2 separate regions of the Mus musculus genome follow, and region 1 is linked to region 2. A link is a contact called in ENCODE Hi-C or POLR2A ChIA-PET data. All regions are on one chromosome and are shown on one strand. Each heading gives the region's core, a stretch centred on a gene start or an enhancer-like site at or near the end of the contact. The rest is flanking DNA. Distances are from core to core; before and after follow the strand shown. Region 1 holds the start of 0610009B22Rik (RIKEN cDNA 0610009B22 gene). Region 2 holds the start of N4bp3 (NEDD4 binding protein 3).

The links. A loop is a pair of places that touch in the nucleus more often than their neighbours do. ChIA-PET counts read pairs that join two places held with the same protein, here RNA polymerase II (POLR2A).
Region 1: a loop to region 2 is called in a map of left cerebral cortex, with 2.5 times the contacts of the local background. The contact joins the promoter of 0610009B22Rik here to the promoter of N4bp3 in region 2. A Hi-C loop is called at or near these places in 7 of 37 maps with a recorded cell type or tissue (T-helper 1 cell, T-helper 17 cell, T-helper 2 cell and 2 more). POLR2A ChIA-PET finds 5 or more read pairs at or near these places in 4 of 5 experiments (Patski and embryonic stem cell).

Annotation. Positions count from the first base shown.
Region 1 is chr11:51,686,774-51,693,316 of GRCm38, forward strand. 0610009B22Rik (RIKEN cDNA 0610009B22 gene) reads right to left here and starts at 1,861. Exons shown (of 2, transcript NM_025319.2): 1 at 1,775-1,861. Sec24a (Sec24 related gene family, member A (S. cerevisiae)) reads right to left here. Exons shown (of 23, transcript NM_175255.3): 23 at 5,490-6,543.
Region 2 is chr11:51,649,203-51,656,612 of GRCm38, forward strand. It overlaps N4bp3 (NEDD4 binding protein 3), which reads right to left and starts at 1,871. Exons shown (of 5, transcript NM_145974.3): 1 at 1,476-1,871. It overlaps D930048N14Rik (RIKEN cDNA D930048N14 gene), which reads left to right and starts at 1,752. Exons shown (of 4, transcript NR_027958.1): 1 at 1,752-2,011; 2 at 4,532-4,669; 3 at 4,790-4,911; 4 at 5,571-7,410. Gm30058 (a long non-coding RNA gene) reads right to left here. Exons shown (of 2, transcript XR_388627.1): 2 at 2,888-3,595.

The sequences.
Region 1 (6,543 bases), core at 611-3,110, 38 kb after region 2:
CTAAAAGCTTTTTTCTTAAAACCAGAAACAAGGAAAGATCACAACTCCATCCTTTGGCTAAAGTTTAGGAATGCAGAAAGTATACCTCCCTTCTACCACTTCTATTGAGTACTTTACTGGAGATAGCAGGCAGGGAAACAAAGTTAATGGGAAGAATTAAAAAAAAAAAATCACTACATTGGGGGGTGGGGACAGCCCCAGCACCAGGGAGGCAGAGGCAGGCAAGTTCCTGTGCGTTCAAGGCCAGTCTGGTCTACAGATCTAGTTCCAGGACAGCCAGGGATACACAGAAAAACTGTTTCAAAAGCTAAACCAAAACAAAGAAATAAAAAGCATTTGGACTATGAAGTCCAAACTATTTGAAGATGATATAATCTTATACATAAAATGTCCTATGGAACCATGTAAGGGCAGACTTAGCAAGGCAACAGGAAACAAGATCAATAGAGAAACAAATGGGTTTCTATAGACCAGCAGCTAGTTCCAGAGTGATAAAAAAAAAAAAAAAAAAAACAAAAACCAAAAACCAAAAAACCCAGGATAAGGGACTATCGTTTAAGAGACACGTCATAAAATAAAAACTATAGCTTTAGGAATTTAATCAAGGCTTTCAGTGGAGGTCTTGGTGGTTAAGATCATTGGTTGCTCTTTCAGAGGACCTAAGTTTCCACTAAAAATTTCCGAAGAATTAAAGAATCTCACCTATTCTTGAAAACAAGTAAATAATGGCTGCTGGTTCAGGGGACTCGTTTTTCCTCATTGGTGTATCCACCATTAAATTGTGTATGCTCCATAAATAAACCCCTACCCATAAATACCCAAGTTAAACTCAGTGGGTACACACGCATGCTCAGTCCAGAACTCAGTAGGCAGAGGCTAGAGGATCTGTGAGTTCAAAGCTAGCTTGTTCTGCAAAGCAAGTTCCAGGACAGTCAGGGCTACAGAAAGAGACTCTGTCACAAGAAGAAAGAAGACAGGAGGAGGAGGAGGAGATGATCAACTTCACAAAGTTGTCCTCTCTTACACATGTACCATATAGCAAGCAGGCACTCCCATGATGTGTCACATACATCCACAATAATAATAATTTTAAAAAATGTATAGATATGAAAATAGAAGGGAAAGGGGGTTCAGTGGGTGTGGGATGAGAGGGTGACAAGGGCTGAAAACCACATTAAAACACATGGATGAACCTGCCAAAGGATAACTAAAGATACTAGGATGGACTGTCATCCTTGCTTTGGGGCTATTAAAGATGGCGATACATCTATTTACCCACAGATTCATTTACAACACGATGACAGAGTCCATTAAATAAACCCGTACATTTTGCTATTTTATTTTGTTATTAACCTTTTTTAAAAAATAAAATAAAAGGTCTTATGAAGCCCAGACTGGCCTACAAGTATCAGAAAATGGCTTGAATTCCTTACCCTAGCTCCCCCTTTCCAGTGCTGCGATTATCTTACACTGCCCCTCTTTAACTGTTTATTTCTGGTGCTGGGGACCAAATCCCAAACCTCCAGGTGCTAGGCAAGGGCTCTGCCCCTGAGCCACAAATCCCAAGGAAAACTCAAAGTACGCACCCACGAAAGTGACTGAACTGTATGTGCCCAGCCTCCCTGGACGGCCCCCACTTTCCCAGTCTCTAGCTCCCGACTTTTTGCTTTGGGCAGGGTCTTGCTGTCCTACAGCACTTGAGGCAATCCCTCCGGGCTCCTGAGCGCTGGGATCACAGGCGAGTGCGGGATTTTGACAACTATAAATACCTCACCTAAGCCGACTTCCCTCTAGTTCAGGGGCAGACAAGCTCAAAGAGGAAAGCAGGTCAGCCGGCCATCACACACACTCAACGTCCACCCCGCGGGGTAGCTCCGCCCACCGACTAGCCGAGACTGCTCACTGCGCATGCGTACATGTTCCCGCCTCTCCGGGAAGGACTGAGCGGCCTGCGCCGGCTGCCGACCTGACGCAAGTGACGGAAGACTGAGCATGCTCAGTAACGCGCTAAGCCCGTCCCCAGCCCCGGTCCGGCCGCCATCTTGGATCAGGGCAGCTCAGTCGACCGGGCATGCGCACATGCGTCTCTGAGCAAGGCTGCGCTAAGGGTTTTGTCCGCCATCTTGGGTCAAGGCCTCATGGGACGTCGGGGTCCCCGCGGGCCTCCTCTGGCTCTTAGAGCAATCCTTGCCTTCACCGCACGCGTACTTGCTTATGTTGTCACTGACGTTCGCCTGGAGGTGTAGAGACCGGAAGCCTGGCGGGAGATGTGGACCAGACTGCCAAGTGAGGCGGAGCTTTTAACTACAAGAATGCCAGAAAGCAAAATGGAGGTTGCAGCACCGGGCGCTTGTGTCCAGACGGTGCTGGCCGTATGCGTGGGCGGAAATGCGTAATGGGAGGGTGGTTTAGGGCGCAAATCACTGGTGTTAGGTGCTGTTAATCATCAAGGACTCTGCTCTTTCAAGTGTATGTCTGCATTGTTCACAGGTTTTCCTTATGTGTTTATTATAGTGAGACTTATCTAGCGTTGGCGTCCTGAATTCCTTCTTCCCTTAAACAGACATTTCGAAGCTACTTTGGCTAAAAATCATTGACTTCTCTCTGGGGCCACAGAGTGACTAAAGATAAAGTTTGGCATTTCTGTTTTCGTTTTGTGTTTGCTAGAAACATAAACAAAGCGAAGTAGCTCTACAAGGCACGTTCTATTTGTAAAAAAGGTGTTTCAGGATCAAAATCATGGTGTCTTTTCCCCAGTGGCTGGGGTCCGACCTTCATGCTTGGCTAGTTCTGAAAGAATAAGCTTAGAGGAATGGAGTTAAAGGTCTGTATTCCAGGCAGCAGGGAATTCAGGAGGGAGAAAGGATGCATGAGGTTTATAAACAAAACTTTACTAGGTGGAGAAGATGTTTGTTTGTTTGTTTGTTTGTTTGAGTGAAGCAGCTTTCTTTTATTGGCGGTAGTGAAGAAAATTTTTGGAATATTGGCCAATGGCAGACTACCTACCTACCTTTGATAGATAAATAACAAAACTGATTTCTTACATCTCCTTTGCTTTGGTCAGGTACCTGCCCACTTCTACATAAGCAGCATGTTTATCCATCCATTTCATCTCCCTTCAAAATTGAAGGCACAAAAAAGTCATTGTCCTAAACCTCTGGTCATCTTGATAGGAATGGGAGTTAGGGAGGAAGGGAATAAAAGTGTCTGCTACAAGAAGTCTCCAGTTATCATTTGAGCCGTAGAAATATGAACATGTTTGTTTTGTGTAGCAGCTCACAAATTTCCATTACTGAGGCTGACTGCTTTCCTGACTTCCAATTAAGGAAACTAAGTCAGTGTGTGCATATTTATGTGTTAGAACACTTTTTGGCTTTGTATACATGTGTAGAGGCCAGAAGTTAAAGTCGTGTGTCAACCTTATCACTCTTTGCTTTGCTTTTTGAGACAGTCTCCTGAGTAGCCTTGACTGGCTTTAAACTTATGCCTAGCTTGAGGATCTTACAGAACGTTCTAAAAATAAGTGTGTTTGAGATGCTCAGAAATAAGTGGATTATATGCATTAAAAACACATTGAGCTGGGTGGTGGTGGTACATGCCTTTAATCCCAGCACTCGAGGCAGACACAGTTGGATTTTGAGTTCAAGGCCACCTGACCTACAGAGTAAGTTCCAGAATAGCCAGGGCTACAGAGAGAAACCATCTTGAAAAAACAAAACAACATCAACAAAAATCTTGAGCAATATAAAACGTGAATTAAAAACATAAGGCTAGGGGCTGGTGAGATGGCTCAGTGGGTAAGAGCACCCGACTGCTCTTCCGAAGGTCTGGAGTTCAAATCCCAGCAACCACATGGTGGCTCACAACCATCCGTAATGAGATCTGGCGCCCTCTTCTGGAGTGTCTGAAGACAGCTACAGTGTACTTACATATAATAAATAAATAAATCTTTAAAAAAAAAAAAAAAAAACATAAGGCTATTAAAATCAATCTTGGAAATAGAAAATATATGGCCATACAAGTATAAAATCAAGAATAAAGTCCAGTTTAGGCAAAGACAAGAATGAAAGAAAACAGTGCTAAGTATGGTGGCTCATACCTTAAATCCCAGCACTCAGAAGGGAGAGGCGGGTGAGTCTCTGTGAGTTCAAAGCTAGCCTGGTCTACAAAGTGAGTTCCAGGCTAGCCAAGGCTACATAGTAAGACCCTGTTTTTCTTCTTTTTTTGTTTTTAAACTTTTTTTTAAAAAAGGTGTACTCACATGTATGTGAGTACACCTTTGCTGTCTTCAGACACATCAAAAGAGGGCATCAGATCCCATTACAGATGGTTGTGAGCCACCATTGCTGGGAATTGAACTCAGGACCTCTGCAAGAACAGTCAGTATTCTTCTTAACTGCTAAGCCATCTCTCCAGCCCAAGACCCTGTCTTAAAACAACAACAAGAGAAGAGAAGAGAAGAGAAGAGAAGAGAAGAGAAGAGAAGAGAAAAGGGTTGTAATAGAAACTCTGAGGGTAAAAGGGTTTGATAAGAGAAGCAAATACCTGTTGGGTTTTGTGGCAGAGGCTTGGAATCCCAGCACTCTGGTGGCAGAGGCATGAGTTTGAGGTCTACCTGGACTACATAAGTGAATTGTAAACCAGTCATTGTTGCAGAGAGCTATCTTGTTACTAATGGTTGGGATTGGGTACCTCCAGGTTCTCGGCATCTTGTCCAAATAATCGAAAAATAAGGTCTCACACAATTTTCAAAAGTAGTAAGATAGCTTCAGAGCAAAGCAGTAGCAGCGTTTAGAAAAGAATATGCTGTCAGGCCGGACAAGTGGTGTGCACTGCCCAATCCAAGTGGAGGTCAGGTTGCTTATCTATTCCTGTGCTTGCTTGCCTCAGCCATAGCTCTCAAAACAAGAAATTCCCCAAAACAGAAAAACTACTCGGAAAGAAGATGGCTAGGAACTTCCAGAATTAGAGAACAAGGATCTTCTAATTAGAGTATCACCTGAAGAAAAAGCAAGGTAAACAACAAGCCCAGAGAAATAACACTGTAGAGTATTAAGGATAAAAACCACCAAAGGCTAGGAGACAATCGGCAAACAATAGTTGGGCCTATAGGTTAGTCATCTTTTAAGGCACCAACGTTCAGAAAGCCATCCTGTCCAATCTGGAATCCAAACCTAGCTACCCTTGTGGAGCATCAAGCATTCAGTGTAAGGCTGAAGCTATGGTTTCACAGGGTAGAGTGTTTGCCTAGCTCAAGTGAAGGCCCCTTATGTACTTTTCCAGTACCGTATAAGTCAAGGTGCAGTGGGACACTCTTGTAATTCTAGTACTTAGGAGGTAAAGGCAGGAGGATCAGGTCACAGTTCTGTCCTTGGCTACATAGTCAGTGTGCAGCTAGATGAGGCTATAGGAGAGCTATCCCCAAAACAAACCCGTGTAGAGGCAGGAAGGCCACCAATCTAGACTATCTTCAATAACTAACATTTTCATAAGCTCTTTTGATTAACTTTATTGAATAGCCAAATTTATAAGTTAGCACAGATCAAACATTGTTTGCATGGGTTACAAATGACTTTTTTTTAAAAAAACAGGAATAAAACAGTGAAAATTACAATCTGTAAAAAGGAAGACCAATCTTGTCTCAACATTTCAGGGGAGCAAGACTGAGCACAATACACTGGAGGTCAACATATACTTTTGATTTGAGAACAAGGACTTAATGTTACAATATCATATACACTACTTTACAAAATTAAAATTTCTATGTAACAATTGTGTTTATAATAGTTAAAACTGTGAAATCACATTTGGTGGTCCCCTAGATAATAGCTGTTATGCATCTCTGATTAGAAGAAGTAAATCTTTTATTCTAATTATTGCAAAACAGTCTATTAGACTCAGTATATTACATTAAATTAAAATATATGCAAGCTAAAATAAGTGTTACTGCGTAAGTGAATATTAGTATGTCAGACTTACAGGAACATTATTTTAAAAATTCTAGAAATTAGAAAAATAGAGTACTTTTTATGGTAGAACTGCATGCTCAGATTTATATATCAAGATTGCCCTTGTCTGTTACTTTAGTAGTTGTAGATCTGTAGAAAATTCAAGGATCTTTCATAATTTACAACTACAATAAAAAAAATATGGCATAGTGTAAATATTAGTTGCTTTACATCAGAAAGTAATACAGGATGGTAGGACGGGTAGTGTCTTACTGCAAAAAAAAAAAAAGTCAAAACTGAAAAACATTCAATATAGCAAAAAAATAATCATATCAATATTCCACAACGGTTCATTCTCTTGTCTGGAGAACAAAGTTGTGAACCCTAATAGTTATGTTTTTATAACTGTTATAAAATTACTCTGGATTGCACATAATATAATATCTAAAATAAAATTTAAAAGTAAATTTGTAAAATATACTAACCAAGCAGGTGCTAATAAGGGTCAGACTCACTCAGGGAAGGCACGAGGAAGGTTTCCCTAGGAGTACATTTCCCTCTGGAAGATTCCTTACTATGAAGAAAGAACCTAAAA
Region 2 (7,410 bases), core at 621-3,120:
TATGGGAGGCAGCTTTCACTGCATTTCCTTCAGGTTAGGGCACCTCATCCTCCCCGAGGCAGGAGTTACAGTTCAACCTGAACTGCCACTAGTCCCACCAGAGTGCCCCAGGGGAGGGTCACACCACCTGCTGGGGGGATCAGCCTTTCTGAGGGGTGTGCCTGCAGCTGCCACAGAGGAATGACACTGGAATGTCCCAACTCCAAAAATGGGGACAGCCTGAGAGGCGATGGGGGCAGCTGGCATACCCTACCCCCTGGACAGAATTATCCACATTTTGCTCTATGTCCAGTGCTTCAGTGTTTCTGAGCTCTTCTATTTCACAATGTCACATCGTCTCCACACTAGTCGGTGGAGCACGGCATAAAGGACCCTATCTACACATAGGGAAACTGAGGCTTGAAAGAAGGAATCACACGCTGAAAGAAGACTCCGCTTTGAGGACCAATCTGGATTCCCACAGTAAAGCCCTCTATACTACACCCAGCTGTCCCAGCTAGGGGTCACCTTCCACTAGTATACTCTGCTGTCTACGTAGCCTGCCCAGCCCCCCATGCTTGTTTCTCCCAAGGGCAAGGTTGAGAGGGATGGAACTTAACCCCCCTCCCAGAGATCCCTCCTGCCCGCCCTGGGGAAAGAGGTAAGAAGAAGAAATAGTGGAAGTGGCGCAGGTTTAGGGACTCTTGAGCTCAGGAAACTGCTAGAGGCGGTGTCGGGAACTAGCTGGTCGCTTTCATTCAGTCTTGCACATACACACCCACACGCAGCCAGTCGGCAGAGAAGCCCTGCTTGTGAGAGCCTGGGAGGAGGCTCATCTCTAGGTCCAGGAGGGCCTCCCGCCTCTGCTCCCGCCCAAGGACAACCATTCCCAATCTGTATCTTTGGGTTGGGTATGTCCCAAGCTCCCATCTTAATACTGAGATACCTTAAGAGTCCTGGTCCTTACTTTTGTCAAAGGCTAAAGTCAGGACTGGAACAGAGTCCCAGACCTTGGGACGTCCCCTGTTCGCAGGTCCCCAGGTGAGGACCAGACACAGTAGGGGGCTGAGGCAGGAAGAGGGTACCCTGAGGGTGAGGGCAGGTGAGTGGTGTCCCCGGGAAGGCGGCAGAGAAGACAGGTTGGACATCCCGGTGGAACTGCGCCCAGGAAGGCTGTGGAGGAAGCAAGGGATCCCAGAACTACCGGAGGCCCTCCTAGCTACCCAGGGGGCGGGGTGGGGTGCACGTCTCCCGCCCGCCGTCTGTGGGGCCTGCTTAGAGCTGGTGCAGGGGGCGGAGGCCGAGGTCAGACTCCTGCGCCAAGGGCGCCTGCCCCTCCTAGCTGCGGCGTGGGGATCGGGGCGATGCTCCACGGAAAATGCATTTACAGGTCAGCCTCGTGCGCGGGAGCAGAGGACACCGGGGCGCGCACAGCATCCTGCCAACCCCCGCCGGGTGTCCGAGAACGACCTCAGCGACCCGCCCTACCCACTTACCATGCTGGCTCCGTGAATCCTAGGGCGCGCTGCAGTCCCCAGCTCGGTCTCGAACCTTTCTCTTCCCAGGCTCTTCGGGAACGCGCGGGAGCCGGATCGGCGGGCAAAGGACGCACTGGGCGACACTCGTCCGCTGGCCCCAGAGACGGAGGGAAAACCCGGCCTGACTCACCCGCGCGGCGCGAGCCCCAGCGCCCAGCCCGGCCCCCGGATGTGGGGGGCGGGAACCGGCACCGCCCCCGAGCGACCTGAGCCCCGCCCGGGCTCGCGGGTGCTGCGGGGCCGGGACCCCACCGCTAGCCGCGCATGGTGCAGCGGCCACCGCGATGCGTGCTCGTTCGCTCGCTCACGTGCAGCAGCTCTGCAGACCCCAGCCCGGACGAGGCTCTAGAGCGCGCGCCGCACTGCTTGCTGCTCCTCCTTCTCCTCCTCCTCCAACTCGGGCCTCGCCCGCCTCACCCGGTTTCCTTCCAGAACCAGCTTCCAAACTGGCTTGCTGGGATGGGTTGGTCAGGTCTCTGCCGCCTCTTTCTCAGGTAAGCGCCACTTTCCTCGTTTGAGAATAAACCCAAGACGCGCTCTAAGAGCCGAAGAGGTGTAGTAGGCGTCTACAGTAGTTAGCCGCTGGACTTTTATTTTGGAGGGAGGTTGATTTACCTGTGCAGCCTTCTAGGGGCGGCAGGTTCAGATGCCTTTAGGGGCCAGACTGATAGTGTAAATGAGTCATATGGGTTGGGTAAGCCAGTAGCGGGGACGGAAACCGAAGGCTGGACACTCAGACACGTTCAAGAGTAAGAAGTTGGAACACCTTTTCTTCCTTAAAAAGTTAAACATAGATGTGGGGTGGGGTGGGGTGGGGTGGGGTGGGGTGGTAAGGGTTGTGTATGGAGAGATGGTTCAGTGGTTAAGAGTACTTGCTGCTCTAGCAGAGGACCCGGTTTTGGTTCCCAGCAACCACGTGGTTGCTCACAATCCTTTGCAGCTCCAGTTCCAGGGTATGGAACGCCCCCCCCCTCACCCCCACCCCCGGCCCCTGGGGGCATTACTCGCACTGGGTGCACATTTACTCACGCTGGCACATACACGTAATTTTGTTGTTGTTGTTTTTAAGATAAAAAAAAAAAACCAAACCAGTAAGTTAAACAGATTCATGATAGCATTTCCACTCCTGGGTATATGACTAAAGAAATCAGGTATGCCAACAAGTGCTTGCACTCAGATGATCATAGCAATCCTGTGTATAACAGTCAAAAGAAGGACACAGGTCAAACCCTCCAGCAATTAGTGAAAGGATAAACAGTGTGGTCCAACCATACAGTGGAATATTACTTACCACAGAAAAGGCATAGTGCCATTTCATGCTACAACTCAAACCTCTAACAAGTGATGGTAAGTCAAAGAAACCCAGCAGAGACCATGTGTGAACCTTTATGGACAGAATGCAGGCTAGTGCTAGAAGCCACAGGGAGGGAGAAATGAGGATGATCCTTGCAAGTTATCGGGTTTTGTCCTGGAATCAGGTGGTGGTGACAGCACTTTCCTTTTACATTGTCTTACAGAGGGCTGGGGTGTGACTCAGTAGGAGAGCATTCTCTCAGAGGCTGCTTGAGGCCCTGGGTTCAATTCCCAGTACCTTAAGTTAAAATGGATAATTTTGTATCAGGCAAGTCAACTTCATTTAAACAACAAAACATTACTGTGGCCCAGCAGGTACCGATTTGCCGCCTCTGTTTTCTATTTCTACCGTAGTCAAATGTTAACAATGGATTTTTCTCTTTAAGAAACCTCATTCACAGCACTTGGTATCTCAGTCATGCAGGGACTGCAGGTATATGGGGGAGCGGGGTTGCCTGAGACAGATGAACATTGACCATAAGAGCACACGTATGGTCTTGGGGACCTGAGGAAATGCCTCTCTGGGCAAGTAGCCTGACAGAAGCCCAGAATTCAAATGTTTCCTCAGGGAGGTGTATTCATGGTTCTGAGGCCCAGAGCTGGAGAAATCTGGACATGTTCAGATGTAGAGGAGCTCTGAAGGGAGGCCAGGGCCTGGAGAGTTCCCCAAAGGTGGCACACAGGTGTTGTCCCAGAACTGCCTCATGGATCATCCTGCAGAGCCTCTGCAATACAGACACAAGAATAACAGCAACAATAATAATTACCAAGTATTTGTGGAGTTAGGGCATTTGTAATCCCAGTATTTAGAGTTTAGAAAAATAGGAAGATCAGACTGGAGAGAGGCTCAGCCGTAAAGAGCACTGACTGCTCTTCCAGAGGTCCTGAGTTCAATTCCCAGCAACCACAGGGTGGCTCACAACCATCTGTAATGGGACATCTGATGCCCTCTTCTGGCATGTCTGACAGCTACAGTGTACTCATATAAATTGAGAGAGAGAGAGAGAGAGAGAGAGAGAAGGGAAATCAGGAGTTTATCTGAGAGAGAGAGAGAGAGAGAGAGAGAGAGAGAGAGAGAGAGAGAGAGAGAAGGGAAATCAGGAGTTTATCTGTCTGGCTAAGGAGAAGGTTGCACAAGGCTGGACTATGCACTGTGCTGTGCACACAAGTCTTGCTTGCCAACAGAAGCGGGGAGGATGGGTTATGGGCACCCAGGCAAAAGAGGTGAGAACATTCTTGAGGAGAAAAAAGTCAAAACTAATTCTAAATCCTTTTATTCTGTGTGTATTGATGTTTTGCCTACACGTATGCCTGGGTGAAGGTGTCCGATCTTGGAGTTATAGTTGTGAGCTACCATGTGTGTGCTGGAAGAGTAAGCAGTGTTCCTAACCACTGAGCCATCTCTCCAGCCCCCTAAATTCTTTTTTGTTTGTTTGTTTGTTTGAAACAGTCTCTTGTAGGGCAGGCTGTCCTTGAACTCATTTGGTAGCAGAGGATGGCTTTGAACTCCTGATCTTCCTGCTTTCCATACTCTAAATACTGGGATTACAAATTCCCTAGCTCTGTAAATACTTAGCAATGATTACTGCTGTTGTTATTCTTGGTGTGTGTATGTGTGTGTGTTTGTTGTTGTATGTTGACGTGTATGCATTTGCGTGCAGGTGGAGGACAGTGGACGGTTTGTGGAGTCTGTTTCTCTCTCTCTACCTTTACATGGCTTCGGAGGATCAAGCTCAGGTCCTCGGGCTTGTACAGCAAAGACTTCGCCCAGCGAACCATTTCAGCTGCCCCATCTCTAAGTGAGTCAGGTTCAGTGACACCCAAGGCCACCTCCCTCCCCTTCCTGGATCCCCTTCTATGTTTGCAAATGCAGTGACTTATCCAGGTTCTGGTTTCCTCCTTCTTCCCTCCCCCTCCAGTGTTCTTTCCCTTTACCAGGCTATCAGAAGAGAGGGATGGTGGCTGTATCCCGGGCATCCCAGCAGGAAGGACTGGGTTAGAGGCTCCTGGCTGAACAGAACACTCAGAACTGGCATTTCAGGTAAGGATCCTGGCTGGGATGCAGATCTGAGGGGCTAGAGTGGAGGGAGAGAGCCTGCTGCTAACCTCTCAACAAAGATGTCATTCAGGGAAGCAAGGGGACATCAGGAGGCAGGCTACTTGTCCCCATCCTTTGCACAGGCTGGGGACTCCACAGACTGCTAAGACAACTGTCCTGCCCCTAGGGAGGAGCTGGCCCGACAAATACTGCCTGGCTTTTGAGCCTTTGCGTATTGTTACTCTTTGTGTGTGTGTGTGTGTGTGTGTGTGTGTGTGTGTGTGTGTGTGTGTGTGTGTATTGTTACTCTTGTTACCTTGATAGGAAATGGCAAGGCAGGTAGGACCAGCTGACCCTGTAGAGAAGTAGGTGGAGACACCATCCAGTGCCTTCTCTTCCCCTACCCCCCTTATGCCTTCCTCTGTGTCAACAAGGCATGGGACATGCCACTGGACTCTTGGATGTCCTTGGTTCAGCTTTCTCTGATAAAAAAGTTGGGGGGCGTCCAGTGGGGGGCACATGATCTACCACCCCCAAAGTACACCTCAGAGCTAGAGGGCCTGAAAGGGTCTGCCTTTCTGAGGTCTTAGAGAGAAGGTGGGCTGGACAGAGTTGGGGATCAGAGGCCATCAAGAGGTCAGGCTGCTTCCCTCCCATCGCAGGCTCGCCTCACAACATGAACGAGACTAGATTCGTGCAGGCAGCTGGCCTCAAGGAGGGGGTGTACCCACTGAACTGTCTGCCTCTTGAGTTCATCATGCAGACACGCATACGTGAGTATCTTGTCCCCACATTTGACAGAACTATGGATTTGACATGCAAGCCATGTGGTTCCAATGCCAAGGAGTGAGGCACTTGGGGCACCAGGCCAGGGCTGAAGTGAAACCAGATTCCCTGGGTGTACCTATTTCCTGAATTGGCTACCCTGGGACAATTTGATTTCCTTCAGTTATCTGTTGCCTGCAAGTGCCCAAGTCAGTAAGGGTCCTAGGGCTACCCATGTTGAATAGGAATTCATCCGCTCTCTGGCTGTCACCCCTGGCCCCGTCACCTCTCCTCTTGACAGTTGCAACAGCCTTCCTAGGCTCCTCTCCAACCTGCCTGAGAGGAAACTTATAGCGCACACATTTGTCTCCAGCCATCTGAAGCCTGTGTTGTAGAGTCTCAGGCCCAAGACTGGCCCTGCCACCCCCTCAGGCTTAGACACAGCTACTGCCTCCGGGCCACCTACATCTTGGGGGCTGTCTCAGCCTCCTCCTTGTAACTGGCTGGTTTGGGGGTGACCCACCATCTTCAGAGTCCATCTTCCCACCCTCAACATAAAATTGATCACAGTGTTGCCACTCTCAGCCTCTTCCCTGCCAGTGGCTCTTTCACCATGCACCCTTATCACTGGGTCACTTGTCCTGTCTTGTCACTCCCAGAAAATAACAAGCCCTGAGCACATAGGTGCCCAGTACAGATTCTCCCAAGGTCTTGAAGGAGTTTTGGAAACGCCATCCTAACACAGTACGCTTGACTATGCTGGCTCCTTTGAATTGAGGCCTGGGGACAGGAAGCAGGAGAGCCTTTACCCAGTGAACAGTCTGGGCAGCTCTCGTTTTAGTTTTTAACACCGGGTCTTGCTCTCTAGCCTAGATTAATCTGGAAGTCATAATCCTGCCTCTGCTTCTATAGTGCTGAGATTACAGATCAGATGTGCCCCCACCATGTCTAGCTTCTGTAAAGATCAAGACAATGTTTAATCTCTATGGAGCTCCTCCGTTCACCTTCCCAAAATTTGTCGCTTAGCCATCCTTCCATCCCGGGAGCCCAGAGCCCATATTCTTTTCTATAGCACCAACGGTTTTGCAATGAACCACAGGTTTTCTCTGTTTGTTTGTTTGTTTGTTTGTTTGTTTGTTTGTTTGTTTGTTTGTTTTTGAGGTAGGGTGTCTCTACATAGCCCTGGATATCCTGGATATCACTATGTAGACCTGTTTGGCCTCAGACTCAGAGATTCACCTGCCTCCACCTCCCTAGTGTTGGGACTAAAGGCTTGCACAACCACACCTGGCAATTTTTCTTCTTTTTTGAGATGGAGGTCCCATGCACCTCAGGATGGACTTAAACATAGCTTGTGGCTAACAGAAGACCTCAAACTTCTGATCCTTCTGCAGCTACCTCTCGAGTGCTGGGATTAAAGAGGTTTGCCACCATGCCCAGCCCTGGTACCGGGGATTGAGTCCAGAGCCTTGTACATGCGCAGCAAGCACTCTACTAACTGAGTTACACCTCCAGTTTCTTCCTGTAAGAGAAATGCTGTGTAGGCGTGTGTGCCTGATTGTGTGTATGTGCCTCATGTCCATGCAGTACCCAAGTTAGCCAGAGTTACAGGCAGCTTTAAATGGCTTGATGTGGGTGCTGGGAACCAAACTCAGTTTCTCTGTAAGAGCAGCAGGTGCTTAATCGCCGTGCACCTCTCCCGCCCCAGCTTTCCTCATCTTCATCTGTCTAAGGATA